Linked DNA regions of Mus musculus: all the other regions are linked to region 1. A link is a loop called in an ENCODE intact Hi-C map of the cell type or tissue named here. Cell type or tissue: heart. All regions are shown on one strand. Links, peaks and the distances in the headings refer to the core of each region. The heading gives the core; the rest is flanking DNA.

Region 1 (6,218 bases), core at 827-5,826:
ACAGGCTAAGCAACACTTAAGTAGCCAAGCTTAAGTAACACGGACGCCCAGGGAAGGCTGCTCGCCAGGGGGGCCTTGTCTTCCTCGGGAAGAGGGGGTAAACCAGTCTCAGACTGAGACACTGCCAAGCGGCCAGCCAAGACCTCCTGCCTCTTTGTCCCCCAGTGCTGGGAATCGGCTTAGGCCCGATGCTCCCTCCTAGAGCGAGGCTGCGCCTTTTGTTCCGGTCCTCTTTACAAAAGGATCTTGTATTTTGGTTTGTTTTTTTCCCCCCTTCCATTTGGTGGTCTCGCTTGTTTTCAAACCCCAACCTGTGTGGGCCCCAACCGCGACAGATAAGGCACCGCAGGGGTCTAGTAAGGGTTTAGAGTGCTTTAAATGCATGGAAGACAAAGGCTGGTTTGCACCAAACCGACCCAACTCGAGCTGGCACCCCCACCACGGGTGGCAGGTGCGCGGGGGCGCCCCTTGCTCGCTCCCGGCTCCGATGCCCAGACCTGCGGCCCCAAGCCTGCTCCTCGCAGTCCTATTCGGCCCCCGCCACCTCCCGGCGCTCGGAGAGGCGGGCAGCGGGGAGGGCAGCCCAGCTCCCGCTCCGCCTCCAAGAAGGGAATTTAATTAGCCTGCCGGAGAGGCGGCGGGCGACGAGGTGTCTCTGGTGCTGCAATATAATTGAATCGGCTCCACTCGGGCGGGCCACTCGCCGTCAGCGCGGCCGCGGGGGGCGGGGAGGCGCATCCAGGCGGAGCGGGAAGGGCTGGGCGGGGGGTTCGGAGGCCCCTTGGACTGCCACCCCAGGTAAAGCACCCCCCCCCCCATCCAACCACCTGCCTGGGCGCCCCCGCCCCATCCAAAGTTTTGCTACAACCCCGAGCCCCGGAGCCGCCCCCGCGCACTTCCCCGCGCACTTCCGCGGCAGCAGAGCCGGCTGAGCCCAGCGCGCGCGCGCGCAGCCGCGAGTGTGGCTTCAGGTCGGCCGCGCGCCCCGCGCTTCTCGTCCCTCACACCCGCGGGACCTGGCACCGGCCGTTGGCGCCCCTCCCGAGCCCACAAACTTGGGGAGAGGAAGAACGAGGGAACCCCCGCCACCATCCCCCACCCGCGCGCTCACCTTTCATGCCAGGGCCCCGCTGCTCCACCGCTCCTGACACATGCCGGAGCCACCGTCGCCCGGGTTTGTCTGAACTGCTTATCTCACCCGGGGCTGTGCGGCGGCGGCTCCGCCGCTCGGGGAGGTGGAGCTTCCGGGGCCTGGGCCAAGAAACACCTGCTGCTGTCGCCGCTGAGGACACACCCAAGCGCAACGCCGCCCACTCCCCGGCCCCGGCTCGCTCCCGGCGCCCTGACCTCAGCCGGCGGGAGGTGTCGGGTTTCAGCCGCAAGCGCACGCGCGCGCACCGACAGACCGCCCGGAGCACCCAGCGCGGTCACAACCCGCCGGGTAGGTGCCGCCCCCCGCGCTCCTGGCGACCCTGGCTGTCCGGACAGTCCAGGGGGATCTCTCAGAGGCCTCGCGGGCCACTCATCTCCAAGAGTAGGGAGGAGTGGCTTACAACACGCCTGCCATATCCGAGCCTCATAGCCGCCTCCCCAAGCGCCTGGAACAGTGCCTGGCACCTGGCCACCCACTAAGAGAGGGGAGGGATAGGCCTTTCCTTGTGCTGAGTGGAGGGGACCACACAATATAGGCCGTTGGCCTCTCTCGATCTCCAAGATGCCTGATCTATTACCACAACTTTAAAGGACTTAATGTTAAGAGCTCGGGCCACGAGCCTCTGTCCCAAAGTTTTGCAAAGTCTCCATCTCGCTTTAAGGAATTTTTGAGAAGGCCAAACGGCGGGGGCTCTAGTTCTTTAAAGAGCCCATGTTCGAGAAGTCCACGGAGGCGCCGCTGCGCCAGGGGCATCATTAAGTAGCTGGGGTTGCGGTCAGAGGCGAGGCCGCCGCCTCCAGAAACTGGCACAACCCACCGCGCCACCGGCCCCAGCGCACCGCCTTCCCACTCTTGGCACCCCCACCCACCCTACCTCACCCAGGCACTTCACGGGGATGACTCAGGGAGCGTCCTGAAATTCCTCGGCACCCACAGGCGGCGCGGAGAGGGACTGTGGGCCCCAGCGTCCCCGCCCACAACGCGACCGATCCCTAGAAACACCCCCTTCCCGCCACCCGGGAAGCGCGAGGTTACAGCGCGAGCCAGGCAGCCGGGGACCCTCGGCCGGACCCAGCGCGCAGAGAGCAGCCATCGAGGTGGCAAGGTCGTCGCGAGGTCCCGGGGTCTCCCCCGCCCGGCCTTTCTACACAGCTCTCTTAATGATCCTCCACTTTCAGACTTTCAAGCCCGGAGGCCACCGCACCGGGGGGGTTGGGGGGGGAACCTCAGCGCCGCTGCGGGTCTCAACTTTCCACCGCGGTGCCAGCCCCAAACCTGCCCCGGGACATGCCCGCGCAGTGCTCCGCAGGCGCGCGCTGCCTCCCCCGCCTTCCTCCCTCCCGCGCCAGCCGGGACAGCGCCGGGAGCGAGCGCGGGCGCCAGCACCCCCCGTCCATCTGTTCCCGATGACGCCGGCGGCGGGCAGCGCTCGGGGCCCGCGCCAGCAGAAGCCGCCGATGCCGCGGGGCGGGGGCGCACGCCGGGCCAGTCTTGCACAAGCCCCTGGCCGACCACAAACGACAAGGGAAACGGGCGGGCGAGGGAGGGCGGAGTTGCTGCTCCTACCTGCGGCCACCGGGTCCCTGGCCCCACACACGCGCTGCGCGGCCTTTGGTCCACGCGTTAGTTCGCGTCGCCCGGGGCAGCGTGGCCTCCGCAAGTTTACGACGCTGGAGACCAGGAGGATGCGCCGGGCTCCCCAGGAGTGGGGGCGGGGAGAGGCGCCTTTACCCGTCGGGAATCGCACGCGGGAGGGGGGAGGGGGGACAGGGAGGTGTCAGGAGAAACAACTGGCCTCGAGCCGTAAAAACAAAATGAAAAACCTCCCGGGCTGGTCCAACCCCTTTCCCACCTGGATTACTGGCTTGGGGGGGTGGGGAGGGGACAACATGTAAATGAGCAGCTCGCACCTGGCCGCGCTGCCTGCGGGCCAGGTTCCCCAGGTAACAACACCAGGCTCTTCCTCCAAATCTTGTCGCACCTTTCTCCCTAGGGTATCTAGAAGGCCAAGTTCAGTCACCTGTTTGGTGAGAACTAGGCAGGCCATCCTATAAATTTGTGGGTGACCACTATGAGCTACCACCTGTTTTGCTTTTTTTTTTTTTTTTAAGAAGCTGGCTGCTCTCCCCCACCCCACCCCAATACAAGGCAGCTCCGCTGAAACCGTACCCCCAACCGGGGTTTCAAATGAGGTACCTGCCCAGAAAGTAGTCAAGGTTGCAAGCCTGCAGGTGAGCCAGGCATCCTCCCCCAGCTTCTCAAACCAGGAGTCTGGTCTCCATCCAGCCCCAGACTGTCCAAGGTAGCAAGAGGGTGACAGACACCCACGATGGCCACAGGGGGACAGCAGTGAGCCAGCTATGTGCACTCAGGCCAGAAAAGGCTGGCAGTCACCAGGAGATGGATGGTCCTCACTGTCCCTACACCCTGCCCCAGGAAATCAGTAATCCTGAGCAGGGCCTTTGAGTTTAAGGGTGGGAATTGCTCTCTAGCCGCCATGTGGCTGGCCCCTTGTTAACGAGATGTACCCTGTATGGATGGACTGCTAATTCCCGACTCCGAGGCTAAAAGCTAACCTCCCTCTAGTTGCCGCCCCCTCCTCCTTTTTCTCCTCCCCCTCCTCCTCGCAGCTGCTGGCTCCCACCCCACCAGCAAGCTATACAAGCCTTTGCTCTCTGGGTCCTTTCCCTCAGTTCCATTTGTTTAGGGAAGTTGGCTGAAAGAGGATTTGAAACATCAAGTGCTAGGGACGGTCCTGGAAGGTGAGCAGAACCTCTTAGCTCAGGATGCTTGCCCGTCTAGGACACAGGAGCACCCAACTTTCCTTGCTAGGGTTCTGCCACGCTGGGCCACCTAGAATAGGAAGCAGGATTTCCCTCAGCCCAGCCCAGCTAAGCCTGGTTTCCTCTGTAAAAGCCCTGGACCTCAGAAACCGATGAACTCAAAACCCCAGGCAGGAGGGGTTTCTGGACCTGCAGGGTCTGCCAGAACCAGGACAGGTATGGGCAGCATCCACTGGACACACATCAAGTCCCCCCCCCCACCGCCCGGGCCCTCCCCAGAAACAAAACTGAAAATTACAGAGCCACAGCTCAGAAAGGCCACAGGGCAGATACCAGAGGCCCACAGGCGGGCATGTGAGGCAGCCAGAGTTAGGGAGGTGAGAGAGCAGGCTGCAGGCTTAGAGCCTCCTTCACCAAGGTCGTGTTCCCACCTGAACCCCGTCTGAAGTGAGCCCTGGAGGTCAAGTGCCTCCCAGTCTTTTCCTCCTGGGGCTGGGCAGGAAGACATAAGATGATGTGGTTTCCAGTTTTGACCAGTCCGCTGCCCTCACCAGAGGCGACTGCTTTGTCCCCCGGCAGCTGCACCTCCATACACTGGAGCCCTAGACTGCAGCATGGACCAGACTTAGCCATCACAAAGAAACTTTCCCAGCAAAGACTTGCTGGGCTCTTGTCATCCAGTGCCCTCCAGGTCTGGCCAGGCAGGTGGTGAGCACCACTTCCAAGTGTCAATGAACCTGCCTCAAGGTTCTGAAACTGGAACACAAGCCTGACCTACGGTTGCTTACTTACACCTGGCAGTATTCCGACAATCCACACCCCCCACACACCCCCAACTAGGAGACCTTCAGCGGAGTTTGTTACCCTAGTTATCCAGGCAGGGAGGTGGTGTCTCTGAGTTCAGGCTCTTCCTCTGCAGCAGTAGGAAACCCTGCAGAAGGGGGGGGGGGCGCCACTGGCCTTGGGTTTCTAGCATTTTTGCTTTTGCTAAGTCTCTGGATGAACTCTTGGTACCCAGAAAACCACCCTGGTGGAAGGGGGGCTGAGAAGCAGAGAAAGAGGGTCTGCCCAGACTCCATCCATCCTGACCACCTGAGCCAGGCTCTCCACAGCAGCTGGCAAGCCCTCAAACCCGGCTCCACTTTCTTTCTCTTCCCTCTTCCACATCAGCAGCCATCCTTCAAAACCCTGCTCAGATCTATGCTCTTAGAAGGCTTTCCCATCTCTGCCTCTGGAACTCACCTTTCCAGGCTGGTCTTACCGGTTCAGACAAAAGTGGGCCTGGGAAGGCGCATTTACCCTGACTAAACTGTTCTAGGGTGTATGGGAATGACACCCTGTTCTGGGGGGGGGGGGGGAGACCCTTGTCTCACAGCAGTGACTGCCCAGGGCTGGGGGGCTGGCAAGCAGGCTCTAACTGCCTGTAACTCAGGCTTGCTGACCCAGGACATGATGCGGGACAGCGGGGAACGGAAGGCAGCCGGTGACCTTCTAAAGTGGACTCCTTTCCATCTAACATGCGGGTCTGACGGCTGGCTGTTGGGGACTGAGGTCACCCAGGCAGCAGGAAGGGGCTAAGACCTGGCGGATCCCCTCGGCCCATTGGGGAGTTTTCCTCTTAACCCTGGGCCTCGGCGCCACTTCCTGCGCTTTCAGCGCCGGCTCCCACCCGCGCCCCGCACACAGCTGCACTCTTTTACAACCAGTTAACAGCTGTTTTGCATAGATTTTCAATTCTAATTGCCTCGCTTTGTGAGCGCCTCCGAGCCCCGGTGAATGGGGACGCCGTGGCCCACGGCTGGAAGGCGGGCGGGAAGAGGGCACTTGAGGGGAGAAGAAGGGAGCCAGTGTGCGCAGGCTGCCTGCCTTTATGTTTCTAAACAGGAGAAGAATGTCCTGGCCACCAACTGCCCCTGTTCCTGCATCTCCACCCGGAGCCTCAAAATCTGTACCTAACCCTGGCCAGCCCCTCCACCCAGTGACCCAGCCCCTAACCTTCTCCCCACCCCGCCCCGCCCCGCCCACCCCGCCCGAGCAGACAGCTGGGAGCAGCTTCCTATCCTTGCTGGCTCAAGGCCCCTCCCCCTACAAAGCACCCCCTCCACCCAGTCTACCGCAAGCCACCCCTGACAACAGCTTACTAAGCCACCGGCTCAGAGCCCAGCCACCCCCCCCCCCCCAGCTCTCTAGGACTCAGATATGAGAGGCTAATTGGACCATGAAGTTGAGCAAGGAGAAATCGCACTCTCTGGAGACAGCTGGCATCTATAAAAGAGAAATAT
Region 2 (6,218 bases), core at 851-5,850, 64 kb after region 1:
CACCACCTACCACTGGCTGTTTTCTCCCTAGACATTTGTCCACTCTACCCCCAGCCCATGTCACCACACAATTGTTGGAATACCTCATTCAGTGGGAGTCATTGTCTGAATACCAAGTCCTAGTCCGTGGTGGGGCTTTTCATCTACCCCCTCCCCCTCCATTATCCTTTTCCTGTCCCAGGTCCAGCACCTGGTCCCTCCCTGAACCTATTGTCTTGGGACTCAGGGCCATCCGGTCTATCTTAAGGGAGTACAAGGGAGCCCCCCCCCAACCCCCCTGTTTCCTCAGACTCTAAGTCCTTTGGCCAAATAAACATAACCATACAAAAGATATTCAGGGCAGGCCAGGAGACATGAGGTGTAGAAGAGACCACAGAGGCTGGCTGGGGGCCAAGGTCACAGAGCATTGTCTGAGAGGCCACGGGAGCCATCCCTGGGCTCTGAAATACAGAGCCACCCAATTCAGTCCATTAGCAGAGGCCAGGCTGGAGCACCTGCCAACTGACAAGACCCTCTAGGAAGGCGCCTTCCTGGCTCCCCTCCCCCACCGCACACGTACTTGATGCCACATCCGTCGTGGGGTCTCTCAGGTCCCTTGCGCACATGCTCCCACAGACGTGAGGGCCTACCACAAGAGAGGACCAACTGCTGCCCAATAAGGATATCCTTGTGCCCTTTACCCAGGTTCGAGACTTCCCCGCTCTGCCTCCTGCTCTTCCAGCCCAGAATTCTTGGTTGCGACCATGAACATCACGCTGGCAGACGGAGTGGTCTTCCTGGATTGGCTACGGAAGCATGATCGGCGGCGGCGTTCTCAAAGGTCGGGGTTTTGTACCTCCCAGGTACGCACAGAGGCTAATGATGGTCCGACTTGCTCCCTGTGTGAGTACTGACTCTTCTACCATGGCTTCCCGGCATCCCTTTCCCAACAGCAGTCAACCACCCTGAGGTTGTCCACAGGGGCCACACCTAGACAGGCTGAGTAGACAAACGTGGTGGAGATAGCCTGCATAGTTACCCTAGGAGCGGGAGGTAAGCATGCCTAGCCAGTGGTAGCTTGGGCTCCTCCAGGCATGGAGGGAAGAGACAACCCCAAGACACAGGGTGCATTATGCCCTACAGGGCAGGGAAAGCATGGGGTGAACCAGGATAAGCCTTTGGCTGAGCTGAGGCCGCAGGGAAGAGTACCTGTACTCAGAGTTGGATCCTTCCCCACTCAGCCAGGCATGGTGGCAGACTCCTTCAGTCCCAGAACTGGGGAGGCAGAAGAAAGCAGATCTCTGTGAATTTGGAGCCAACTTTATCTACCTAGGGAGTCCCAGGGCAACGAAGGCTATGTAGAGACCCTGTCTCAAAAAACAACAAAACTCCAGGAGGCTGTGGTACACTCCTGTAATTCCAAAACTTGGGAGGTAGAGGCAGGTGGATCTCTGTGAGTTCAAGGCCCGTCTGGTCTACATAGAGTTCCAGAGAGCCAGGGCTCCAGGGAGAAACCCTGTCACAAACAAACAAACAAACAAACAAACAAACAAACAACAACAACAACGAAACCAACAAAACAAAACAGAAAAGGGAGCCACTCTTGGATGTGAGTATTCCCTCCATGTTGGATCTAACCCCCCCCCCCTCCAATGATATCTGGTTGCTTTCAGAGGCTGCAGAAAGAGACTACCCAGTTGAGTCTCAGATTTCACTGAGCACACCTGTGTTTGGGGTCCTCAGTGTGGGCTGCAGTCCTGGGTAGTGGAGGAGGGGGCAGATACACAGGGGTGTATCTGCCCATCACTGGCTGCTGGTAGGGTTTCTGAAAAGGCTTGACTTCCTCAGGGAAAAAGCTCAGAGGAAAAATGGCCCTCTCCACCGCTCTGGGCTCAGCTACAAATCCTCCTGCGATGGCCTCTTTCCGACATTCCCAAAGCCCCTCCACCGCAGATGGTGTGTGCACCAGGGCTCCGATAAGACAGCCTCTCTGGAGCAGATCCATTCGCGCCCTTGCTCCCGTGGCCTCCGGTTCTCATAATTCCTTTCTGATCTTACCCAGGGCACCCAGGCAGGCTGTGAGGCAGGCAGGATAATCCATTTTAGAGATTGATCAATATCGCTAGGAGCCTTTTAAACGGTTCCACGGGCTTCAAGGAGCCAGGGCAGATGGCTGAGCTGGAAATCAGGGAGCCAGGGGGTGACGGGAGCGCCGGCACTGCCAATGTGGGCTTCCAGACAGCCCTCTCATTTCCAACTTTGAGTGTGCGTTCCAATCAGGGCGGGGTGGGGTGGGGGCTGAGTACATGCAGGCAGGTTGTGCATGCAGGCTGGGCTGAGAAGGCCGGCAGGCAGGGGTTGAACTGATTGTATCTGATAACTCAGCCACTGGGCATCCCATAGAACATCAGTAGCTCTGCTCCAAGGGACAGAGGCGTGCCTGGTAGCCAGTTGGTTTCCTCTCCAGCCTAAAGCATGCTCTAGACACCTTGTCCTGTCTCCACTCCTTGCCCAGCTCACAATCCCCCCCCCTCCCCGCACATCACAGATCTAATCACAAACAGCTCCCCAACCCCCACCCAGCTCCTCTGCACCACCTAGGAATAGGAAGCCATGCTTAGCAACACAGGAGCAGGAAGCCAGAAGGGCCAGTGACTCCTAGGTGACCTGGGATGCTAGCTGTCTCCAGGTAGTGGGTCACTTGGCTGCCATACTATTTCCACCAGGGTGACCAGCACTTCTGTGGGAAGGTAGGAATTCAGGTTTAAGCGTGTGGCTTGTTGGGAGGGAATGGGGCATAAAAAGGACCAGGCTTTTAAAATATTAGTACAATTCTTACAAAATAAGACCCTGTGCTGACGCCAAGGAAAACACAGCTGCTGACCACAGCTGGGCCAGTGAGGTCCCCACCTGTCCCAGCTGTGGGGCCTACCTGCTTCTCAGCTGCCCTGGTGGCCCTCACCACACACAGGCCCTCTTTGCTTTCCAGGGACCCCCACCCCCACCCCCTTCCCTCTGTTGGCTGAGTCCCATTCATTCACACCAGCCCGCACTCCACAGCCGGCTGGGCTCCCTCAAAAGCCTTTCCAGGCCGAGCCTGAGTCCTAGGGCCTGCTTCTCTGATGCCCGGCCACGGCCTCCTCCTGCCACCCACGCCCCCTGCAGGCGGTCTCAGTACAGCAGCCCCAGGAAGCCTGCTGGTACCTGACTCTTAATGGTTGTCATTGAGTGAGTGACAGGTTAGTTCTCACAGTGTTCCTCTCTTCCACCTGCAGGCCCCCTGTCCCAAGGCCTTTGTACTGACTCTTCCTCTGCCTGTGGCACCTCACTCATCCCCATGTGTACAACCTCAGGGGTTCAGATAACAACACGATACCTAGATGGGACGGCCATCCACAACAGGACATCCCATCACCCTAGTGGCCATCACAGTCACCATCACAAAGGAACAACAGCTCTCCCTCGAAACCCCCTTCACCCCCATCCTTAGCCTTCACATCACCCCACTCTCCTGTCTCTCTGTGTGTCCCCCAGGGCAGGACCGATGTCTCTGTACAGCCTGGAAGGGCACTTTGCCTGGCCTCCACAGCTTGCAATTTATAAGGTCTTATAAGCTCTTCACCCCTGCCCATCTCTTTTTGTTTTTGTTTTTGTTTTTCGAGACAGGGTTTCTCTGCGCAGTCCTGGCTGTCCTGGAACTCACTTTGTAGACCAGGCTGGCCTCGAATTCGGAAATCTGCCTGCCTCTGCCTCCCAAGTGCTGGGATTTAAGGCTTGCGCCACCACTGCCAAGCCCTGCCCATCTCTTTAGCACTCTCCCAGCCCTTCCTCTGCCTCAGCACCTCTCACCTGTGCTCCCCCTCCTCCCACCCTCCATTTCCTTCCCCCAACCACCCCTCTTCCTGGATGCCTGCTTCCTCCACACACCTCACAGGCAAACTAATCTATCCGTAGAGACCATGATGAGAACCCACTCGAAGCAACATTTCTCTATTCCCTTCATTTCCAGCTGCAGTGACCCTCCTCTCCCAACACGCGCCCCATACACGTCCTCCCTCATGCACAACCATTTCCCATTTTCATTCTTTATCATATTTACTCAGTATTGGGGGTGGGGTGGGGAGCGGGGAGCACATGTGAGAGTGTATGGCGCGCGGTGCACCGTGTGGCAGTCAGACTACACGTTGAAAAAGTGGCAGTTCTCTCTTTCCATGATGTGAGTTCTGGAGATCCAACCCAGGTCCTCAGGGCTTGGCAGCAAGCCACTGTCCCTGGTGAGCCATCTCGCTGGCCTCTGGGTTCATCTTTGTGGGCAGCTGATGTGACTCTCCTTTAGATGTCATGTGCGTGGGCTTTATAGCTAACAACTCTCCTCAGAGGGAGTAGTACCCCGTCCCCTGCAGAAGGCATTCACACCCTAGTAAGCGACCACTGCCTCCTTTGTAGGCTGGTGCTATCTCTGGGCCTGTGACCCTCATCCTGGACCTGACACCGGCTGCTCTGGTCCAGTGGCAGCTCTAGGCAGGTTGCTCATACATGATGGTACACCATCCATCTGTCTTCATAACTTATTATCTGCTCAGAGGGTGCGCACACGGGTGAGCCGTCCCCGGAACAGGCAAGGAGAGCAGCAGGCACTGCCCACCAAACTTCCAGGCATATCTGAATTCTCCTGCCACTGAACCGGCCCCTCCTCTGGACCACCTGGATGCCACAGGAGATCCATGGAGGCAGGGAGGGAGGGTCCCCAAATCCTACCCCTTGGGTAGCATTTCTATAACTCCATTCTGGCACCTCTACTCTGAACTTAATTTACCATCCACACTGCGGCTACTATAACAGATGAGCTGATTGCACACTGATAAGTCTTAATTTACCCTGAAAAAAAAAAAAAACAAAAAAACCTGGCCCAGTGGAATTCTTAGGACATCAACAACCCCCAGCAACAAAGGATGGCCTTTCCCAGTTAATGGCAAAGCAGGTTAAAAGCTAATTGCCGGAGGCTGCTGAGATGGATCAGTGGTTAAGAGCCTGTACTGCTCTAGCAAGAGGGTCAGAAGTCAGTTCACAGCATTCACATGGCAGCTCATGTCCACCTGTAACTCCTGCTCCAGAGACTCACAACCTCTTCTGGCCTCTGTGAGCACTGTGCTCTTATGTGTGTATGTATATATACACACATACACACACATATATACATGTATATATACACACACATATAAGTATATATACACACATGCACATATATTCATATATACATATATATACACATATATACATATACATACATACATACATACATATATATATATATATATATATATATATTTAAATTTTTAAATCTTAAAAAAATCTAACTACCATTTCTGGTTTCTAGAAGGAGATGATAGTCCTCTTAACCTGTCTGTCCTTGGAGATCAGCAGGAGACAGGCTCCTTCATCTTGCCCAGATGAAAGTGCTTTGTCAACAGCTTCTCATGGAACCCCCTTCCTGTGTTGTCCCCTGCTGCTTCTGTACTGTCCCATCTTCCTGCTCCCAGCCTCTGTCTGCAAACCTCTGACCTCAGGACCCTGCACCCTGACTCCAGGGGTCCTGGCTACTTGATGTCAGTGTGTTGCCACCCCCTCTTGCCTCATCTGCAACCGCCAAAGGCTGGGGTCAAGCCTGGGTCCCCCGTGTCCCTCTGTAAACCTTATCCTTCATCTGACAGATGGGATGAGGATCCAGGCTTGTGTCTGGGTCTCAGAGCTAGCATGTGGTCAATGCAGCTGGTGCCAGGAAGGCTTTTCATAGGGTGCTGGGCACAAGGGGGAACAGGGAGATTGTCAGAACTGGAGCATTGGCTGTTGAGAGCCTGCAGGCTATGGAGGGAAACCGAGGCCCAAGTATCATCTGTATACTTGATACAGCTCAGCCTGGTGCTATTGTCCTGGAGCTACGATATCAGGAACACTAAGAGGGGCATCCATAATTGCTCCTTGGGTCAGGTCAATTCAGCCCATCCCTCCCCCTAGAGGCATCCAGGATGTAGGCAGGAGGTTTGAGCTGGACTCAGGCTTGGCCATGGATAGACCAACCAAGACCACCTTCACACCGGTAGGTCTGGGTACAGGTACTAACGTTTAAGGAAAGACTATTGCTACAGCTGCTTCCGAGGACGAAACTGCTGACCAGAGAGGTTCAGTAGCTTGACTAGGGCCAGCAAACAAGTATGAAGACAAGATGTCAATCAAGACAT
Region 3 (6,218 bases), core at 507-5,506, 250 kb after region 1:
AGGAAGACAGTATCTCCCAGTTGTGCCTCCTGCTAGCTAAGCAAAACAAGGGCTATATTGACTCTGCATGGGCAGAGGAGGGCAGAGGGCATGGCAGCATTCAGACACCCAGACCTCACCAGGGAGCTGGCTCCTTCAGACTCTCTCCTTGGGGTCTCCTGCAAATACCCTCGATGGCTCTAACTGGAAGGGACACTGTGCAGCTGGCCACCAGATCAAACCACTCCTGACAATGATGCTGCACCCAAAGAGAGAAGCTGGGTCCTTAACTAAAGCCCTTCAGAGCAAGGGATGGGGTGATGGGACATGGCATTGGAGCATTCCCTGTAAGGTTCCAGCCAAGATGAGGTTCCCGAAGGACTAATGCTGGTGTGTAAATATTAGACACTTCTGTCTCCTTTGAGACCAATTACACAGATCATGGCGGCTCCCCCAGGATGCTGCCTTCCACCCACTGTACTGTCATTAACAGTCTATTAGGAACAGCTGCTCGGAGAGGGAGGCGGGAGCTCGGAGGAGAAGCGGGAAGGAGGGAAGAGGAGAGAAAGAGACAGAGAGAGACAGCTAGGGAGGCTAACGGTGATCTGGAGACAGTGAGACAGAAACATTAAAGATGTAGGAGACACGGAGAGGGTGAGACAGAGAGACGGGGGTGGGGTGGGGGTGGAGATGGGGAAATAGGGGAGATGGGAGGAGATAGAGTCGGAGGGTAGATAAATGGGAGGGGAGAAGAGGGGGAATAGAGGTGGGAGATGGACGAAGAGGAGGAGGGAGAGCAGCAGCAGCAGAGGCTCAGAGTCCAGGCCTTCCTGCCTTGCTTCCTTAGGAGATGAGCTATGCTCAGCCCAGGTCTCAGCTAGGGAGAGCTGCAGGGCTCCACACCAGGCCTCCGACGCTATGCTCACCCACAACCCTACAGGCTGGTGTTTCGTCTCTGCTGCTAGTGAGAGGAGAGGCTCCCCTGGAGAAGCCTGCAGACAGAGCCTCTCTGGGTGCACAGCCACCTGCCACACAGCTCTGGTCTGGGTGTCTCCATCGGAGACTATGGATCAGCTCCATCATGCCTGAGCCTCCTCCAAGATCAAGGCGAACAAGGAGAGAGGCATAGGCAGGGCTCTGAGGCCACGAGCTGGAGACCCACAATCAGTCCCACACTTCTGAACCCCAGTACATGCAGGTCCTTGGCTGGTAGTTTAGTTCAGGGTATGGGTACCTGAGCCAAGTTGGGGGGGAGGCAGAGAGGCAGAGAGAGAGAGAGAGAGACAGAGAGAGAGACAGAGAGAGGCAGAGGGGGGCAGAGAGAGAGGGGGCAGAGAAAGAGAGGCAAAGGAGACAGAGAGAGAGAGAGAGGTAGAGGGGAGCAGCGTGGGGCAGAGAAAGAGAGAGGCAAAGAGGCAGAGAGGCAAAGAAGAGAGAGAGAGGCAGAGGGGCAGAGGCAGAGAGGAAGAGAGGCAGAAAGAGAGGAAGAGAGGCAGAGAGAGAGAGCAGAGAGGCAGAGAAAGAGCCAGAGGCAGAGAGAGAGAGGCAGAGGAGCAGAGGCAGGCAGAGAGAGAGAGAGAGAGAGGCAGAGAGAGAGAGGCAGAAAGGCAGTTAAAGAGAGGCAGAGAGAAAAGCAGACAGGCAGAGGCAGAGGGGCAGAGGGGCAGAGGGGCAGAGGGGCAGAGAGGCAGAAGGAAGCCCTAGGTCCCAAGACAGGCCTCAGGTACCAGCTCACTCAGTCTCAGCTCCTCCTGTGCCCACTGGAAACAGCAGCCTCCCCTTCTCCACTCACCCAGGTGCCACTGCCATCTGTCCAATGTCCATCTGTCTGTCCATTTGAACAAATGTGCCCCAGCACGCTTCCCACACTTTAGACAGACGTAGGGTGCACAGTGCTGACTTTAGCACAGGGGACTCTTGTCGTCAGAGACAAAGGACAACAGCAGCCCACAGTGGTCACCGGTGCCTTGGTGGCAGCCCTGGGAACAGTGGAACAGCACTCTAGGCAGTGGGAAGTAGAAACTCAAAGGGCCAGAGATGGGAGGTAACAGGCCTGGGATGGGATATGTCAGTCAGAGAGGACGGTAGCAACCACTTGGTTAGCTCCCCCAGGCTATCAGTTAGAGACAAAGCAGCCCTGTGCAGTAGGAGCTGGGCCTGTGAGCTCTGCCCTCTTCAGCTCTGGCCAGGGTATTATGAGATGGCCTCAGACCCAGGTTGCTCCCAGAAAGTTTCCTGTTCACAGGCTTGTGAGCCCAGCACCCCTGGATGTCTGCCATCCCTCCAGGCTCCTTGGAATCTGGGGCCTCTAAGGAGGACAGGGGTGGAGCAGCCTGGCGCCGGAGTCCCCCCGCCCCCAGCCCCCAGCCCCGCTGGGATTTGGGGATATCAGGCCCCAAGCCCTGCAAAGCCTCCACAGCTCCCTCCTCCACGGCTGGGAGTAATTAGGTGACCAGGATATAAATTGTGGCTTGCTCCTGTGTATCTGTGGATCATATCTCCCAGAGAATGCCTCTGTGTGTGTGCATGTGTGCACGTGCGTATATATGTGTGTATATGTCTGTGTGAGCATATGTGTGTCAGAGTATGTATTGTATGTCTTTGTGTGTATACATGTATGTGTGTCTTTATGTGTGTGTGTCTGTGTGAGTATATGTGTATATGATGTATATCTGTGTATATGTATGTATGTGTCTTTATGTGTGTGTGTGTCTATGTGAGTATATGTGTGTGTATGTATATCTGTGTATATGTGTCTTTGTGTATGTTATATATATATATATATGTGTGTCTTTGTGTGTGTGTGTGTGTCTGTGTGAGTATATGTATGTGTATGTATATCTGTGTATGATTGTCTTTGTGTATATGCATGTATATGTATGTGAGTCTTTGTGTGTGAACGTGTGTGAATGAATGTATGTGTGTCTTTGTGTATATGTGTTTTAGTGTTTATATGTGTAAGTGTATGTGTGTATGTATATGTCTGTGTATAAGAGTGTATGTGTGTCAGTGTGTATGTACGTGTGTGTGTGTGTGTGTGTGTGTGTATGTATGTAATGCATATGTAGAATCCCTGCAGCTGGAATGTCCTGCAATGGTTCTCCGTGGTACCTCATGCCTTCATGTTCCCAGAGAAATGGGAAGCTGACATGGGCATACTTCAAGCTCCTTGCAACTCACACACTTGTCCTCTTGCACACAGAATCCTAGCCTACAGTGACATTTCTCACACACACACCAGCTTTATATACACGCAGTCCCTCTAGAGGCCCAGAGTTGGGTTTTGATGCCACCTGGAGCCCATATCTGGAACTGCAGCATGGCATAGACTAGCTCGAGGTACTCCCCCACTCCACCTAGGGTTAGCTTCTGCTGTCTCGAGAAGGTCCTCAGTCTGGGTCAAGTTAGGCTCTTTCACAGATAAAGAGCATGAAACAGCTTGAAGAAGTGAAGTGATAGGACCCCAACATTCAAAGGCCATAAACAAAGTGAGGCTTTCTCAGATCCCTGCCTGTCTGGATGCAGGACAGCCAGCATCAGCGTGGAAAGTCTGTGTGCACCAGACACACACTGCAGCTGCGCAGAGTCAGGGTGATGCAGGACACATATGCCCCCGGCAGGAAGAGCTCCGTGCCTCGAATGATGCTGGCTGGGCCTCAGCGACCCCTGCAGACCCTCGCAGGTCTGCCCTTGATCGGCACATAAAGCTCTTGATGGTGACAGATTCCAGTGATAAAGAGGAGGAGATAAATACAGAAGCAGGGTCATGTGACAGTGTAGGAGCCCAGGTAGGAAGAGACAGCCACTTCAGAGGAGACTGCCTTTTGTGACCATCCTTTGCAAAATTAGGAACTGGCCGCAAGACCCACGTAGAGACAGAGCTGTGACCCCATGGCTCAGGTTACCACAATGTAACCCTGCAAGTGCCTGCCCCTTGTCTGCAGGCTGGACAGTGTGGCCCTCCTCCCCTGCTTCCTGCAGCAGATGTGGCCAAACCAGGACCACACTGCCCAGAGACCCCGATCTGTCCAGCACCTGCTTCCCCCACCCCCCAGCTCCAGCTGATGATGGACAGGCCTAGCCAGGATAAAGCCAGCCCCTGCCCGCCAGCCACCCTTGCTTCTGGAGCTAGCGAGCGATCAAGACAGTCCTCAGCAGTACAATGTTTTCTCTCAGACCAAAGACTCCTGGGAGGTTGGGTGCTGAGGCTCTGGGTTTTACGAAGCCCCACAGTATAAATAACCACCCAGTGGAGCTCACCGTCCTAGGATGATGGGAGCCACTCTCTGAGTTGCTCCCACCTGCTGTGTGCCTCACACCTGTGTGTGTGCCCCATGCCTGCAGAGACGTGCATCAGCCACGTGTCAGCCACGTTTCCCATCCCAGCTCTGCTTGCTGCACTGGGGCCAATGGGAGCACCTTGGGTGCCACGTGACCATAAGCAAGGCTCTCCACGGGGTCACACAGGAACACTGCATCTGTGAGGTCCCTGCTGCCCTTCCATGACCTCCCTCACGGGTAGGTAGTCTCTGAAGCCTAAAAGGGGGAACGAGAGCCCATGTTCTGGATCCCAGCCCTGCCCACACCGTGACTCCAGCCCAGCAGCACCTCTGGACGCTCCCTGAAGTGAAAGACAGCCACGTGTATTTGCCAGTAGGCTCTCAGGGTGAGGGTGCCCGTCAGCGCAGCAACAGGAGGTGTATGCACCTGAGGTCACTCCCACCCAGCCATCAGAATCCTAGAGTAAGGAGCAGCCAGAATGGAGACACTACTGCTGGCCCACTGTACCCAGAGATGACACATTCCACCGACTGGTCATACTCAATGACATTTCTGTCCTCGCACAGGTTCGGTCTCTATAAAGCATCTTAGCATCTTTACATTGGTCTCTTCCCTAGGACACATGACTTTTTTTTTTCTTCTTCTTCTTCTTCGAGACAGGATTTCTCTGTATAGCCCTGGCTGTCCTGGACCAGGCTGGCCTCGAACTCAGAAATCCGCCTGCTTCTGCCTCCCAAGTGCTGGGATTAAAGGCATGCGCCACCACACCCGGCTAGGACACATGACTTTTTTTTTTTTTTTTTGGTTTTTCAAGACAGGGTTTCTCTGCATAGCCCTGGCTGTCCTGGAACTCACTTTGTAGACCAGGCTGGCCTCGAACTCAGAAATCCACCTGCCTCTGCCTCCCGAGTGCTGGGATTAAAGGCGTGCGCCACCACGCCCGGCTTGACACATGACTTTTAAACTAAGTTGACATATGTATGTAAGGACCATCTGACCCCAGAGATACTCAACGCAGCACAGTAGGAACAATGACATCATCATCTGGCAGCCAGCCAGGTTCCACACTCCAGCCCTGGACACTGCACTGCTTGGCCACATGACACCTGTTGTCACCTCCATCCACAGGTGTCAGGAAGGCTCCAGAATGTGTGTCATTACCCAGTCTAGCTCACGTTAGAGCCTCAGGCCAACTCACTCTGAGATGCAAGCCCTGTGAAACCTGGAACTTTCTTGGCCCCAGTGTGTGAGGCTGAGGCTGAGGCATAGGCAGAGCTGGGGAAGGCTTACATGGCAGGCCCCTAGTTTATATACACAGAGTTCCGAGCAGTGTGGCTGGGTCTCCGGTACAGCCAGTGAGTACAGAGAAGACATAACTTTCCTCAGGCTGGACAAGAAAGTGCAGGCACAGGCCAGGCCTGTCACACCAGCGATGTGACAGTTCATGCGAACCATACAGACAGGGATATGTTGCCTGCTCCAGGAACTCCTAGAGGAATTCTCTGTCTTCCATGCATTGTGGGGCTCCCAGAGTGGGTTCCCAAGAGGCAGCGTGTGGCGTGTTCTCCACATACACATACAGCCACCACAGCCACCACAGCCACCAAAGGCTTGGAGAAGTCAGCTGCAGGGGCAAAGAAATAGTTGTATCATTTAAGTATTTACTACGCCAACATGAGGACCCAAGTTCAATCTCTAGACTCCAGTAAGTGGCCGGGAGCAGTAGCTTATGCTTGTAATTTCATCGCTGAGGAGGAAGAGACAAACGGATCCCTGGGGCTTGCTGGCCAGCCAGCCTAGTCTCATCTGTGGACCCCAGCTCCTAGTGAGGTGCTGCCTCATAAAAACATGGTGGATGGTGCCTGAAGACCAGCACTCAAATATGACCACCTCTGGCCTCTATGTGCACACGCGCACACATGCACATATACAGAGAGAGAGAGAGAGAGAGAGAGAGA
Region 4 (6,218 bases), core at 367-5,366, 170 kb after region 1:
CAGCCTTCACTGATGATGCTGCCTGTGCTAAAGGAAATGTCAGATGTCACTTGTATCTGACATGGGACTGGGAGGACTAGAACCTCAGAGTCACCTGCATGGGACACCTGGGCCCTGAGCATGCCTCTGACCCTCTGGGGGCTCTGTAGCCCAGGCCCACACGGCTCCACTCTTGACCGCCGCTCCCATCCCTGCCTTTTACTTCTTGCTTCCTGACCAGAGGGTGGCCTGGAAATGGGTCAGCACTGGCTCTTCACCTAGGCTGTCCCAGGCTAGGTATGCTCTGGGAATGTAGGACTCAGTGGCCTCAGAGCTGGGAGCACACAGATGAGCCCGAGGGCAGGCTTGGTGCCGGGGTCAGCTCCGGGTCAGCCTCTGTTCCACAGTGCACAGGGTGTGGAGGCTCGTGCCTTGGGACAAGCTGTAGGAGGGGTTGGCTCAATATCCCACCACACCGTTCAGTCAGCTAGGCTGGATCTGGGACCCCAAAGTACTGCCTCTTGGGCCAACACTTATACCCCAAATGCATCTCAGTGTCCTTGAGCTAAGACACTGCCACCCTGAGTCAGGGCTCAGCCCTCTGTCACCCCCACATCCGTCTACAAGCCTTGATGTCTGGGCACCAGTCCCAAGACCCACACTCCTTCCTCTAAGCTGGTGCAGGCTTTCCCTGGGGCTCACTCTGGGCCCACTCACTCGTGGGCTCCTCTGGTCAATGAGAAGTGACTGGCCCAGCCTGGTCTGGCTGCCTGTGGGGACAATAGTGGACTCACTTATGGGAGGGGCGGAAGGACCCACCGGTGAGAGGCTCCCTTCTCTCTGCCTCTCCATCCACCTCTCTCAACCCTACTAAGCTCCTTTATGAGCTAGGTCCACACTCGGAGCTGCGTACAAGCTTCAGCCCAGCAAGGCAAGGCAGGCTTCCTCCTGCTCCCCAGCGTCCTGCCTGGCACTGCCACTATGGCTTCTGTGGGGACCAGGCCCTCGGAGGTGACAGCTATTTCCCTATAGTCCTGATTTCTCTGCCTCGTGTTCTCCTGGCAGGCTCAGCTGACCAAGACATTTTGTGCACAGAGGAGGAAGGCTATGCCCTAAGACACAGAGGGGTCACCCTGACAGCCCTCATTCCTGTAGGAATTTGGCACCACAAGGGGGGTCAACACAAAGGTCAAAGGTCAAAGAGACACAGTCAAGGCTGGGGTGCTGGGAAAGGATGTGCGTATGCGTGGGACACAGGGAGGAGGAGGAGGAGGCTCAGACGAGAAAGGAGAAGAGGCTCCACAAGAGGAGGCTCCACGGCACAGAAGGCCAGGCAAGTGGTGGGCTCTCAGAGGCTGAGGTGGGCTGTGGGTTTCAGAGCCTAGTCAGTGCTCTTTGCTTGGGGGTGGGGGTTGTAGATGCAAGGGACACAGGCCACTGGGAGGGAGGAGGGACAGGAGGCTCCAGCATTTCTGAGTCAAGGGTCTCGGGTCTCTCCCCAGAGAACTTCTTCTCTGCCCTATTCAGCTGGTAGGGTCTCCATTCTGAATTCCCTTCTCTCTAAAGTCCCCAGTCACATGGTGCTTCCCCTGTGGCTTGCTCTTCTTGGTGTCCATCTTGATGCATTTGGGGGAAAGAGAGCACTCCAGGTGCCCTCAGCTTTGGCAGTGTTTGGGGGTTCCAGGGGAAAGTTCTAGGCAGATCTATGTTCTGGATGCATTTGGAGGTGGGGACCAGGGTGATCTGCCTGCTGTCTCCAAGGTACCCAGGGGAGGGGAAGGGGCAGAACCTGGTTCCTGGGGCTAACCCCACCCACTCCAGGCTTCTGTTTCTGGCTCTGCTGGGTTGCGCCCCCTTCTGGGCCAGTGACAAACTACATCCACAGCTTCTGTCCGGGAGGGGCAGGAAACCATCCTGACCCCTGACCTGCTCAGCAAAGAGAGGGGAATTTGGGGGTCCAAATGCAGGCTGTCCTTACTCAGCAGCTTACAAGGCTGGCCCACCACACCCCTGAGTTCTGGAGTGACCCCACTGTCCTGCAACTGCCTGAATAGAGACACACTTCCTGTCCACTCCGCCCCTTTCACTGACACTAGGGACCCCGTACCAAAGACATAGTCAGCCCAGTCAGGCTGACTGGAACGGACCGCCAACCAGCAGGCTCTATGAGACACCACCTCCTCCTGCAGCTGTGAACAAAGAGCCACCTCACAGGGCAAAGTGGACCTCTTGTGGCTGTAGCTGGGACATTAAACCCTAGGCAGAAGGAGAGGTTAGATAAGCCAGTTGGGTGTGTTGGGGTCTCAGGGTTATTCCAGCTGGGGAGGGGTACAATGGGAGAGAAAGGAGAAACACGAGGAAGGGGCCACAGGCCAAGGACAGCTGAGGCTTTCAGAAGCTGGGGCAAGCGCGAGGCAGATCTTACACACTAAGGAGGAAGCAGCCTGTGAGGCCTTAGCCTGGAACCCAGCCGAGAGCTCTGACCTCTAACCTAAAAGGAAGAGGCACGTTTGGAGCCACTAAGTTCCAGGTGACATGTGACAGCAACCACAGGAAACCGGTGTGACGGGAAGAAGGCCGTTCCCAGACTCACACAAGTGTTTGCTCCCAGGAACATCCTCCAGGGCACAAGCTCAGCTGTGACCTTGAGTGCCCTTGGCCGAGCCATGACCAAGGCTGGGTCCTCTGTTTCCTAAAGGCATTGCTTCTTCTGGTTTTGTTTTGCTTGTAAGATTTGTTTGTTTTTATTTCTTAGGCGAGAGTGTTTTGCCTGTGTGGAAGTGCACCACCTTTGTGCAGTCCCTCTGAAAGCCAGGAGAGGGCGCCAGGTTCCCTGGGCTGGAGTGACTTGAGGCTGGACACTATCTAAATGTGGGTGCTGGGATTTGAACCCTGGCCCTTTGCAAGAAGAGCAGCCAGTGCCCTTCAACACTTGGCCATCTCTGCAGCTCTTCTTATAGCTCCCTCACCAGGTGTTTGAAATAAATTCACTCAACCCTCAGAGCTCCTGTACAAAACATGTGCTGACTGGACCATGCCCTGAGGAGAGAAGGAAGGCTCTAGAGTTGGATAAGAAGCCACTTGGATGCACATACCTGGGCTCTAATTTCCTCCATCCACTGCCGCACAGACCCCAGCTCCCATTCACCCAGTGAAAGCTTGCGAGTCCCCCACACCCCACCCCGCCCGCCTAGGCCAGCCAGCATCACACAGACACACACAGACACACACACACACACACACACACACACACACACGGAGGTAAGAGACCCACAAATTGGAAGGAACAACATTTCCAGATGGGAATGAAGCTGAAGAGAGAGGCTACAACCCCGTGAGCAACTACTAAAAGCTGAACGGAATAAGCCCCCGAGGACACAGGGAAAGTGTCACACATATGTGGCCTTCAGGAGGGTGGGCCAGGCTAGTTATAACATTGTCTCCCTAGGGCCCCATGACTCTTCACCCACAGGGCCCACAAAAGTCACTTCAGTGGCTCCGAGCATAGTCTTTGTGTGTGTTTACGTGCTTGTGTGGAGACTCAGGGAGGGGCAGGTACACACGTCTGTGTAGGTCAGACTCTGATGTCAGATGTCTTCAGTCGTTATCCTGTTTTTGAAGACAGGGACTCACTCACTGAGCTAGGCTGGGTGGCCCGCAAGCCTCAGGGGGTCATATCCTTTCTCCCCTTCTCCAATTCAGGGGTCACATGTGTGAGCCAACACACTCAGCTTCTTCATGAGCCCGCTCCAACCCAAGCCCTGAGCCCACTCCACTCCAACCCAAGCCCTGAGCCCACTCCAACCCAACCCCCTTAATCTATCTTTGTCATTGAAAATGTCTATCTCCAACCTCCTGGGGTAGAAGTTCCAGTTGGCGGTGGCACTTCTGGGTCACAGCACAGCAGGCACAGAAATCTCCCCTGATCACAAGCCATCAGGAAGACACTAGGTCTGAGCCAACCCTTGGGTTACCATTCCCCACTGCCCCACACTGAATACCCTTTCCTCTTTGTTTTATGAAAATTGAAACTGGTGGCAGGCCACACGGCCACACACCAGCCAAGGAAGTGTAGAAAAGACAGTACATCCCAGTGGGTGGGAGCCATCATACACGGAAGACAGATCTGCCAGGGATAAGGACATGGGCCTATGTCTCAGCACTAGGAGACTGCCGCAGCAGAGCCATGAGTTCAAGACCAGCTTGGACTTCGGCATGAGATACCCCACCCCCACCCCGCCCCTTACTGAAAACAACAAAACAATTTTTAAAGAGAGGAAGAGGGCACAGCAGGGAGCATCAGACATTGGTGCTAGGAACACTGACAAGATGGCAGCGTTTCCCAAAGTCCTCAGCCAGCACCAATGTGCTGATTGGAATGCAGGCCCAGCTGAGCATGGTGCTCCATGCCTGCTGTCTTAGCTCTCCAGAGACTAAGGCAGGAGGATGGAGAGTTCCAAGCTAACCTGGGCACCATGGGCAGACCCTCTGTCAGAATAAAATGTCCACTAAAACAGTAAGGGGAAAGGAGAAAGAGGGAGGGTCGGCTGGTCTCTGCCCGTGAGCCCCACTGTGCCCAGAGGGACTCCAGGCCTTCTCTCTCTGGGTAAAAGGCCTCTTTACTGCCTGTACCTTCAGAGGCCTCTAGACTTCCTGCCCTGACTTGCAAGCCATGTTTCCAGCATTATGAGATGTGCCCAAGAAGATAAAAATCACTGCGAGTGGGAGCCAGGCATTGGATCCCAGCTCCACTGGTAGCACCCAAGGGAGTGGAAGGTATAGTGAGGTGTATGGCAGGTGCCCGGGAGGTCCTACTGCAGAGGAGGGTACTGGGGGGGGGGGCGACGTGTAGGGAGCAGCATCCCTCTCTGCAACCCTGGAGCAGCTGTGGCTCCCCAACCATTGGCAGAACCTGTCTGTGCCTGGTGTCACCACGCTCAGCTCTCCACATGCCGCTATGGGCCGTCTGCCAGCTGAGTATCCTTCTCTGCCTTCCTGGTGACAGAGGCAGCCTCAGCCAGAGCCCATTATTCTGACAAAGAAGAGGAAAAGAGGCGGGATTGCTGGTGATAAGTAGAGCCCTCCTTCTGTGTGCTGGAGTCATGCTGTAGGTCAGACAAGGCCGCCTCTTGTCTTCTGGTCAGTGTGCTAGTTAAATTTTTGGTCAGCCTGATACAAGTTCCAGTTGTCTAGGAAGGGGAACTGAGATAGCTCCCTCCATCAGATGGCCCGTGGGCAAGTCTGTGGGGCATCTTCTTGATTGATGATTGATATGGAAGGGTCCAGCCCACTGTGGGCGGCACCACCCCTACGTAAGTGGTTCTGGATTCTCTAAGAAAGCCACGCGGAGCAAATCAGTAAACAGTGTCCCGCCACGGCCTCTCCTTCACATCCTGCCTTCAGGTTCCAGTCTTGGCTTCCTTCAATGGATTGTTACTGGATCTGTAAGCCCCCAGCCCCATCTCAAGGGTTTTATCACAGGGATAGAAAGCTTAACTAAGGCAGGTCAGGCAGCATCCTTGTGCCACAGATGAGGAAACCAAAGCATGAGACGACATCCGGCTTATACCAGAAGCTCAGTAGAGCCAGGTCTTAGTCCAACAAGCCCAGATCCACGCGTGTGAAAATGCTCATATCCTGGCTGCACAGCACGCAGCTTATTTAACACATGACAGGAAGAAAAGGGGGGATGGGGTGGGAAGGGCAGTTGGAAGGAGCATCCCTACTAGACACAGCCCCAGCACCCAGAAACCCTCTCCATGGCTGCAGCTCAGCCCAAGGAACCTGTTTCTCAGAACCTGTGATCTCAGGAGATGCCCCTGAACCCAGAGTCACTCCCACCCCTCAGGGACAAAAAAGATACAGGGCCAGTCTTGAGTTAGGAAGATGGCACAAAGAAGGCCTGGAACAGTGCTGTTCTCAGAGGGCTCTGGGAAGAAGGTGGGAGATAGGAAGACAGACAGACAGACAAATAAGCAGCAGAAGCAGGGAGAAGCTCTGAGGAACCTCAGACCCTGCCTGCACCTGGAAGGTATGGAGGGGGCCAGGCAAGGAGTGTCCCCCACAAGGGCCAATTAATGAGTGTCCCCACAAGGGCCAGGCAAGGAGTAAATTTCACAGGGTCCTAACAATGAATGTCCCCACATAGGCCTGACAAAGGTGTCCCCAAGGAAGCCAGGCGCTGGCTACAAAGTGCTGCAAGGCCAGATCCCATTCCCTGCTGCAGAGCAGCTCAGGGC
Region 5 (6,218 bases), core at 355-5,354, 360 kb after region 1:
CCACCTGAGTCAGTGGACCTTGTCTTGGGCACTGTCCCACGTTTCCTGCCCAAGCTGGCTACACTCCAGCTCCAGCTTTGGGACACAGGGAGAGGGATCAAAGATGCCACCATGCAGTGTCATGGACAGAGCAGGGGCTGTCCCCAGGCCTATCTGAGTGCCGTGCACTGTCCATTTCTCTGAGGGAAGAGTGGCATCTGATCAGTCCCATTTCACAGATGACAAAACTGAGGCCCATAGACAGTGCTGGCCACAGTCTCCAGTTGTGAGGCAATAGATCTGGAATTTAATTTTTTAAATTACATTTATTCATTGTATGTGTGTTGGGTTGCATACACACCACAGAAGATAACTTGTGGGAGTTGGTTCTCTCCTTCCATATTGGTTAGGGCTACAGATCAGAGCTCAGGTCACTGTGCTTGGCTGCAAGCTCCTCTGTCCACTGAGCCATCTCATTAGCTCCAGAGCTGGGATTAAGACCAAGCAGTTTGGCTGTGAGGTCCTCAAGTGAGCAGGTGGCAACTGAGCTCCAGGATAGACTCGGAGGTTGCCATGTATCCTTGTGAGCTTCAGCCTTGACCTCGTGGATGCTCTGTCATCCCAGAACTATGGTGGCTTGCTTGCCCAATAGTTATGGCCAGCTTTCAGCTACACCCTGGGTAGAGGCTTTCCCCTGCTCAGTTCTGGGACTCACAGAAGGGTGCTGATTTTGTGTGGTACCAAGTGGGGCCCCTGTTTGTTTCGCCACTGGACAATGACAGAACCCCAGGCTTCTGTGTGTCCCATGAGAGCGAGTTCTACTTCTGAGCCACGGGTCATATTTACACATTGCACACAGCCTGTCGTTGTATATTTAAAGGTGAGAAGATCAGAGGTTCCAGGTCATCCTTAGCTACATAGTGAGGTCGAGATCAGCCTGGCAAACCTGAGAAAGCCCCACAGTCACCACCCCCTGCCAGCAGGGGAGAGCCACGGGGCCAACCTGGACCAAGCAAGAGCCTGGCGTGCTTCCATGCAGCACTTGGAAACTGAGGCAAGAGGATCTCAGGCTCCAGGGTCAGCCTGGGCTACAGAGGAAGACCCTGTCTAACACATACCAGCACCAGGGAAGACACTGTGAGCTCACACAGTAGGGCCTCCTGTGTGGGAAGTTCTGTATATCCCACCTCTTTCCTGCCCTGCCCCTGGCTGTGGAGGAATGCCCCGACACTGGGCAGTGTATACAGTCGTGGCTCTGGCCCTCTGACCTCATTCTGAGAAATTGGTCTCAGCATATGATCAGGGAGTTGCCATGGAGACCTTCCCCCTTTATGGCGCCTCTGGAGAAAGATTGAAGCCAGTGTAACTGTTTGGAGCATCTTGCCTGCTGGCCTCTCCTCCTGCTTTCCCAGACAGAATGTTCTCGGAGGGAACACAGTGCCACGTGTCTGTTGTTCTTTCACAGACATGGCCCAAGTGCCTGGTGATTGATGGCTGTGCACACAGTAGGCACTTAGTTTATATTCCTCCAGTGACAGATCACATCCGAGCATATGGTCTGGGATGGACCAGTATTCAGCCGTCATTCACAAGGATCCAGATGGCAAGTGTGTACATCACACAGCCTGGTGTCTCTCTGTCTCTCTGTCTCTCTGCCTCTCTCTCATATATATATATATTTTTTATATATATATAAAAAATGTATACAGCATCCTGCCTGTCTCTATGCCAGAAGAGGGCACCAGATCTCATTACAGATGGTTGTGAGCCACCATGTGGTTGCTGAGAATTGAACTCAGGAACTCTGGAAGAGCAGACAGTGCTCTTAACCACTGAGCCATCTCTCCAGTCCAGCCTGGTTTCTCTTGACCTGTCTATTTAAATCCTTCTTAATAGGAGGTGAGTGTGACAGCAAGATCACCTGACAGAGGGCAAGAGGTCATGTAGCAGGCACAATATGCAGGCTTTAGGAATCTGTGGATCAGTAAAAAGATGGTGGTAGGGGAGGTGACCTCTTATAACCCGTATCTCCAGGGCCAGCTCCCAGACCATTGCTCCTACTCCAGAGCCTCACAGAGCTTCCCAGAGAGGGACAGTGACTGCCCAGGTCACACAGCACACCCAAGGCCAAAGCCTAACTGAGAGGCACTTGAGCCCTCAGGTTCTGCTCAGAGTCGTCCTGGGTTTTCTGCTTGTGGACCACGGCTGGGAGTTGGCATTGGGTTTTCAACTTGAGTTTTCCCCCTCTTTTTTCCTAGTTGTTTAAGAACGTAGCTGCCAGAGACTGCCTCACAGATACCACAGGGACCCAGGAGCAAGAGGGGGACACCTGGACTGCCATGTGACATGCCCCCGGGACTGGAGGGAAAACTTCCTACAGATATGACAGGATCCCATGTAACACACATGACTGTGAGCATGGCGAATGCCAGATGGTAGCTGGGCTCCTTTCTTGGGTGGGGAGTGACCAGGATGTGTGTCCTTGCCTTCCTGAGATATAAGCTGGGCCTCATGCTATGTGTACCTGACCCACATGGCTCAGCAAGATGTGCATCTATTGTGAGAAGGGAGAGAGAGTGACAGACAGACAGACAGACAGACAGACAGACAGACAGACAGTGACAGAGAGAGAGACAGAGGGAGACAGAGAGAGGCAGAGACAGACACAGATAAAGACAGAGAAACAAGGAGAAACACGGAGACACAGAGAAAGACAGGAAAGGGACTACAGAGAACCAGACAAGGACAGAGAATATGCGCCCTCCAGTGGCCACCCTGGACAATGCGGGTTGGTGACTCTCCAGTCGGCCAACCTCCACTCTGACCCCCATGTCTTAGTTCTGCATAGCCCGAGACAGTTTTCATTTTTTCAAATTCATAAGGTTTCCAAGGATTCCAAGAGAGCCAATGACGAGACCTCGCACAGTCTGTCCTCCACACCTATGCCATACCTGTGTCTCCAGTCTCCTGTGTCCCCTCTGCAATCCCGCCACCCTAAGCAGGAGGACTGGAGTGTGGTCTCTGTCGCCCTCTGGTGGTCACAGGCTATAGTACAGGGCAGACAGGGACGAAGCTGATTAACTGGAATAGCTGGGGTCTGGAGGAAACCGATTCCTTAAGATAGAGAAGACCCCAGACAGACTGAGGCAGGGATGTAGTCGTCCACCACTGGCTATCAGAGGTGGGATTCAGTCACCTCTGCATTCCAGAAGCTGGCCATATTCTTGGGGCATTGGCATCCCTCACCCACAGACAGAAAAGCCACAGTCCGTCAATGGGTACAGGAGGCGGATTCTCTGCAGATTGGAACAGCAGCCTCTGAATGAGCCCCATCTCCCATGCCGGAGTGACTCATCTGCTCAGCCTGTCTGCTGAGACCCCGTTTCCAGTAAGGCGATGCTCTGAGACCCAGGGTGGACATGTACTTTGGGGAGACACTTTTCAATTCAGCTAACACCTCAGAAGGGAGGGATTACGGACCAGGAGACACAGAGCATCATTCAGAGAGAAAAATCACAGGACTGGCACAGCCCCGGTAGGAGTTCAGGGCCATGGCTGCCCCTAAACAGAGGGCACAGTACCGTAAAGGACACACAGAGATTTGTGTTGTCTGGGGAAACCTGTCCCTGCCCCCCAAAAGGGGAGCATAACACATGTGCCACAGAGACCCAGCACTCAGGTGTGCTCTGAGGGCTCGCTGGACAGGGGACCCGGCTCCCAGTGCCCAGCCCACCTATCTCCTCATCCCTGCCGCAGGGGCTCCAGTTCCTATTGGGCGATTGTCTAGGAGACTAGAGAGACCAGGGCTTTGCTTTCAGGCCACACAGCAGAGCTGAGGCGTGGGGTTTGAATCTGAAGCAGCTGACCGTAATGTTTCTGCCTTACTAAGTGTTTAAAACAAATCCCAGCATGATGGAGCTGGGACGCACACAAAAAAACGACCCAGTGTGACAGGCGTCCCGTGGAACTATCAATATCTTGCCTTGGGTTCTCTGCCTCCACCACCAGGCCTGCTTTGCACCTTAAGTGAAAAGGGGAGTGGGGCGGGGCGAGTGGGGCGGGGCGGGGCGGGCGGGGCGGGGCGGGGGCTGTGACCCGCAGACCTCTCAACGTGTTAGTGCTCTGACGCTGGAGTCACCTTCCCCAAGTCTAACAGTGGGAGTCGCATACTCTGGGAAGCCCAGGACTGCCTGATTCGCTAGGCACTCCTCTGAGCTGCTGCCTGTCCCCCCGCACCCCCCCCCCCCGCACTCCTTTGGTTCACCTTCTCCGCTTCCCTTTACCGTCTACTCCCCCCACCCTCAGTGACACTGGCTCCCACGCCCCGCCCACCGGGCCTTCTGCCTTGAGGGTGGAGGAGACTCTACACAGCAGGGTCCAGGGTGAAGTCCCAGGCAAGCTCCCTTCGGGGATCTCCCTGTCCGTTCCTGGTGGTTACAAGCACTTTGAACCCCCAAGAACACCATATTCAAAGGCATGTGGAGGTTCTGTGTCCCACTTCCAATTCATTTCAGAGAGTGGTTAAGCCCCAAGGCAAAGCTGGCCCTCCTCACCCCGCAGGGGAGGCCCTGGTTGCCCAGCAACCAGCTGGGCTCCTCCCAGGGCTTGCCTGGGGATGGCCCGTTGCCTGGCAACCAGGCAGCAGAGTCCCTTGAGCTTAGCCAGACCACACAGCTGGGCCCAGTACTAGCTGCCTTCTCTCTGACTAGGGGACCCCTGGGGCCCTGTCCTTATCCTCCCCAAGATCCTGGCAGCAGGTGCCTCTCTCTGTCCACAATGAACGTCGTCCTCTCCAGGTGAGCAGCCTGCGCTGCTGGGAGGGGTATGCAGGTGGGATCCTCACGTTCTGCCACATCGGGGAGGAGGGCAGGTGAGCCCCCTGCCATCCCTTCTCAAAGTGGAGGGAGGGCTTGAAGCATAGAGGTTACCAGAATGCGATCTGTCGGCCTCACCTGTGCTGCGTGAAGAGCAAGTGTAGCCACTCTCTGGTCTGTTCCCTGCTTTTGCTTGCCCCCTAGGAACCCCTCCAAAAACCCAGGCCCCAGACCTTGACACTGCTCCCTCTAATGGCCCCAGACTCCCTGTCACCTGCCCTCCCTGATTGCCTTTGAGTCTCCCTAGGACTCAGACTTCCAGTGTCCTGGATGCACCCAGAATGCTCTTTAAAAGCTGGCTTCCAGCCTTACCCACGGGGCCTGCTTGCCTGTCTAACTGTGTATGAGTGACAGCCATCCTGGAGTCTGGCCTGCTGTATGCCCTTGGGCGGGATGCTTTGCATCTCTGGGCTTTTGTTTACTTGATTAAAAAAAAAATGTCAATAGCAACCTCTTCTAGGGAAGTGTGAGCGGAGCATTTGCAAACTACAAAGTTGAAGCTCATTAGCAGGCGTGAGACAGTGCTCCTTATGGGGTCTGCCAAGTGGCCACCACTAGAGGCCACAAGAGGGGCTTGGGTTCTAGAGAAGGGAGGGCAGCAAGGGACAGGAAAGACCTGGGGCTGAGGGGAGGGGACTGTGACAGGACGCCTCAGGAGCCTCCTGTACCCTTATGAAGACTGAGCACACAGGTTGTCACTAACGCTGGCTGTGGGCAGGATGCGGGGTGTGGGAGGCGGCATGAGCCCTGGAGGTGTGTCAGAGAAGGCAAGCGTGTGGCATGCGGTGGTCAGTGGTCTGCAAAGAGCTCTGTGGAGGAGCCCAGGGCTGGTGGGAGGGAGAAGGGACCAGGCAGAGGAGTAAGGGTGATAGAGAGCCCAAGTACTCCGCAGGGAGCTTGATGGGGTCGGATGGCATCGTGTAGCATCCAGTGACAGCCATCACAGCTGTCCACAACTCCCTATCAGAGCATCCTTGGTACCAAATGGACTGCAAGATGCAAGACACTGGGAAGGGAGTATAAATTAAGTATAAATTTAATTATGAGTATAAATTAATTATGTATGTGTGTGTCTCTAACACTGTGCACACTGTGCAGAGGACAGAGGAAGACACTGGGTGTCCCCTCGATTGCTCTTGCTTATTTATTGAGACAGGATCTCTCACTGAATCAGGAGCTGGGCTGGCAGATAAAAACTCAGGCATCCTTCTGTCTCAGAGCCCCACAATGCTGGAGTTACAGGTGTATGTGGGGGCCACTCCTGACCTTTTGTCTTGTTTAAGATTGTGTGTGTGTGTGTGTGTGTGTGTGTGTGTGTGTGTGTGTGTGTATTTTGCATTGTTTTGTTTTTTGAGGCAGGGTTTC

The links. Hi-C counts contacts between places; a loop is a spot of excess contacts. Peaks named below come from ENCODE experiments on the same cell type or tissue, not always from the same donor. Only the 100,000 strongest peaks of a DNase experiment are listed, where the experiment ranks them.
Region 2: a loop joins it to region 1, with 2.4 times the contacts of the local background. A loop is called at or near these places in 13 of 42 quality-filtered maps.
Region 3: a loop joins it to region 1, with 5 times the contacts of the local background. A loop is called at or near these places in 4 of 42 quality-filtered maps.
Region 4: a loop joins it to region 1, with 7 times the contacts of the local background. A loop is called at or near these places in 2 of 42 quality-filtered maps.
Region 5: it touches region 1 in a loop (6-fold over the local background); 3 of 42 quality-filtered maps call a loop at or near these places.

What each region holds. Positions count from the first base shown.
Region 1 is chr8:120,532,456-120,538,673 of GRCm38, reverse strand. It overlaps Gse1 (genetic suppressor element 1, coiled-coil protein), which reads right to left and starts at 1,265. Exons shown (of 16, transcript NM_001145896.1): 1 at 1,112-1,265. The coding sequence starts at 1,118. It overlaps 1700016A09Rik (RIKEN cDNA 1700016A09 gene), which reads left to right and starts at 948. Exons shown (of 1, transcript NR_151732.1): 1 at 948-1,782. In heart, for the core only: no CTCF peak of the experiment used is centred there; DNase peaks (open chromatin) are centred at 1,313, 2,153, 2,583, 3,493 and 2 weaker places; H3K4me3 peaks cover 3,505 bases; H3K27ac peaks cover 4,695 bases.
Region 2 is chr8:120,468,261-120,474,478 of GRCm38, reverse strand. It overlaps a transcript of Gse1 not described here. Among named protein-coding and RNA genes, the nearest start is that of Gm51556, 19 kb to the left of the region's middle. In heart, for the core only: a CTCF peak has its summit at 3,141 (motif pointing left); a DNase peak (open chromatin) is centred at 3,105; H3K4me3 peaks cover 930 bases; H3K27ac peaks cover 2,558 bases.
Region 3 is chr8:120,278,720-120,284,937 of GRCm38, reverse strand. It overlaps a transcript of Gse1 not described here. Among named protein-coding and RNA genes, the nearest start is that of Gm32968, 46 kb to the left of the region's middle. In heart, for the core only: a CTCF peak has its summit at 3,289 (motif pointing left); DNase peaks (open chromatin) are centred at 2,271, 3,279, 4,307 and 5,330; H3K4me3 peaks cover 517 bases; H3K27ac peaks cover 3,185 bases.
Region 4 is chr8:120,360,225-120,366,442 of GRCm38, reverse strand. It overlaps a transcript of Gse1 not described here. Among named protein-coding and RNA genes, the nearest start is that of Gm39264, 18 kb to the right of the region's middle. In heart, for the core only: CTCF peaks have their summits at 1,854 (motif pointing left) and 2,789 (motif pointing right); DNase peaks (open chromatin) are centred at 1,006, 2,042, 2,512 and 4,952; H3K27ac peaks cover 4,252 bases.
Region 5 is chr8:120,175,871-120,182,088 of GRCm38, reverse strand. It overlaps Cibar2 (CBY1 interacting BAR domain containing 2), which reads left to right and starts at 4,620. Exons shown (of 9, transcript NM_001033980.2): 1 at 4,620-4,775. The coding sequence starts at 4,756. In heart, for the core only: a CTCF peak has its summit at 2,926; DNase peaks (open chromatin) are centred at 2,361, 2,848 and 4,698; H3K4me3 peaks cover 1,786 bases; H3K27ac peaks cover 2,366 bases; H3K27me3 peaks cover 791 bases.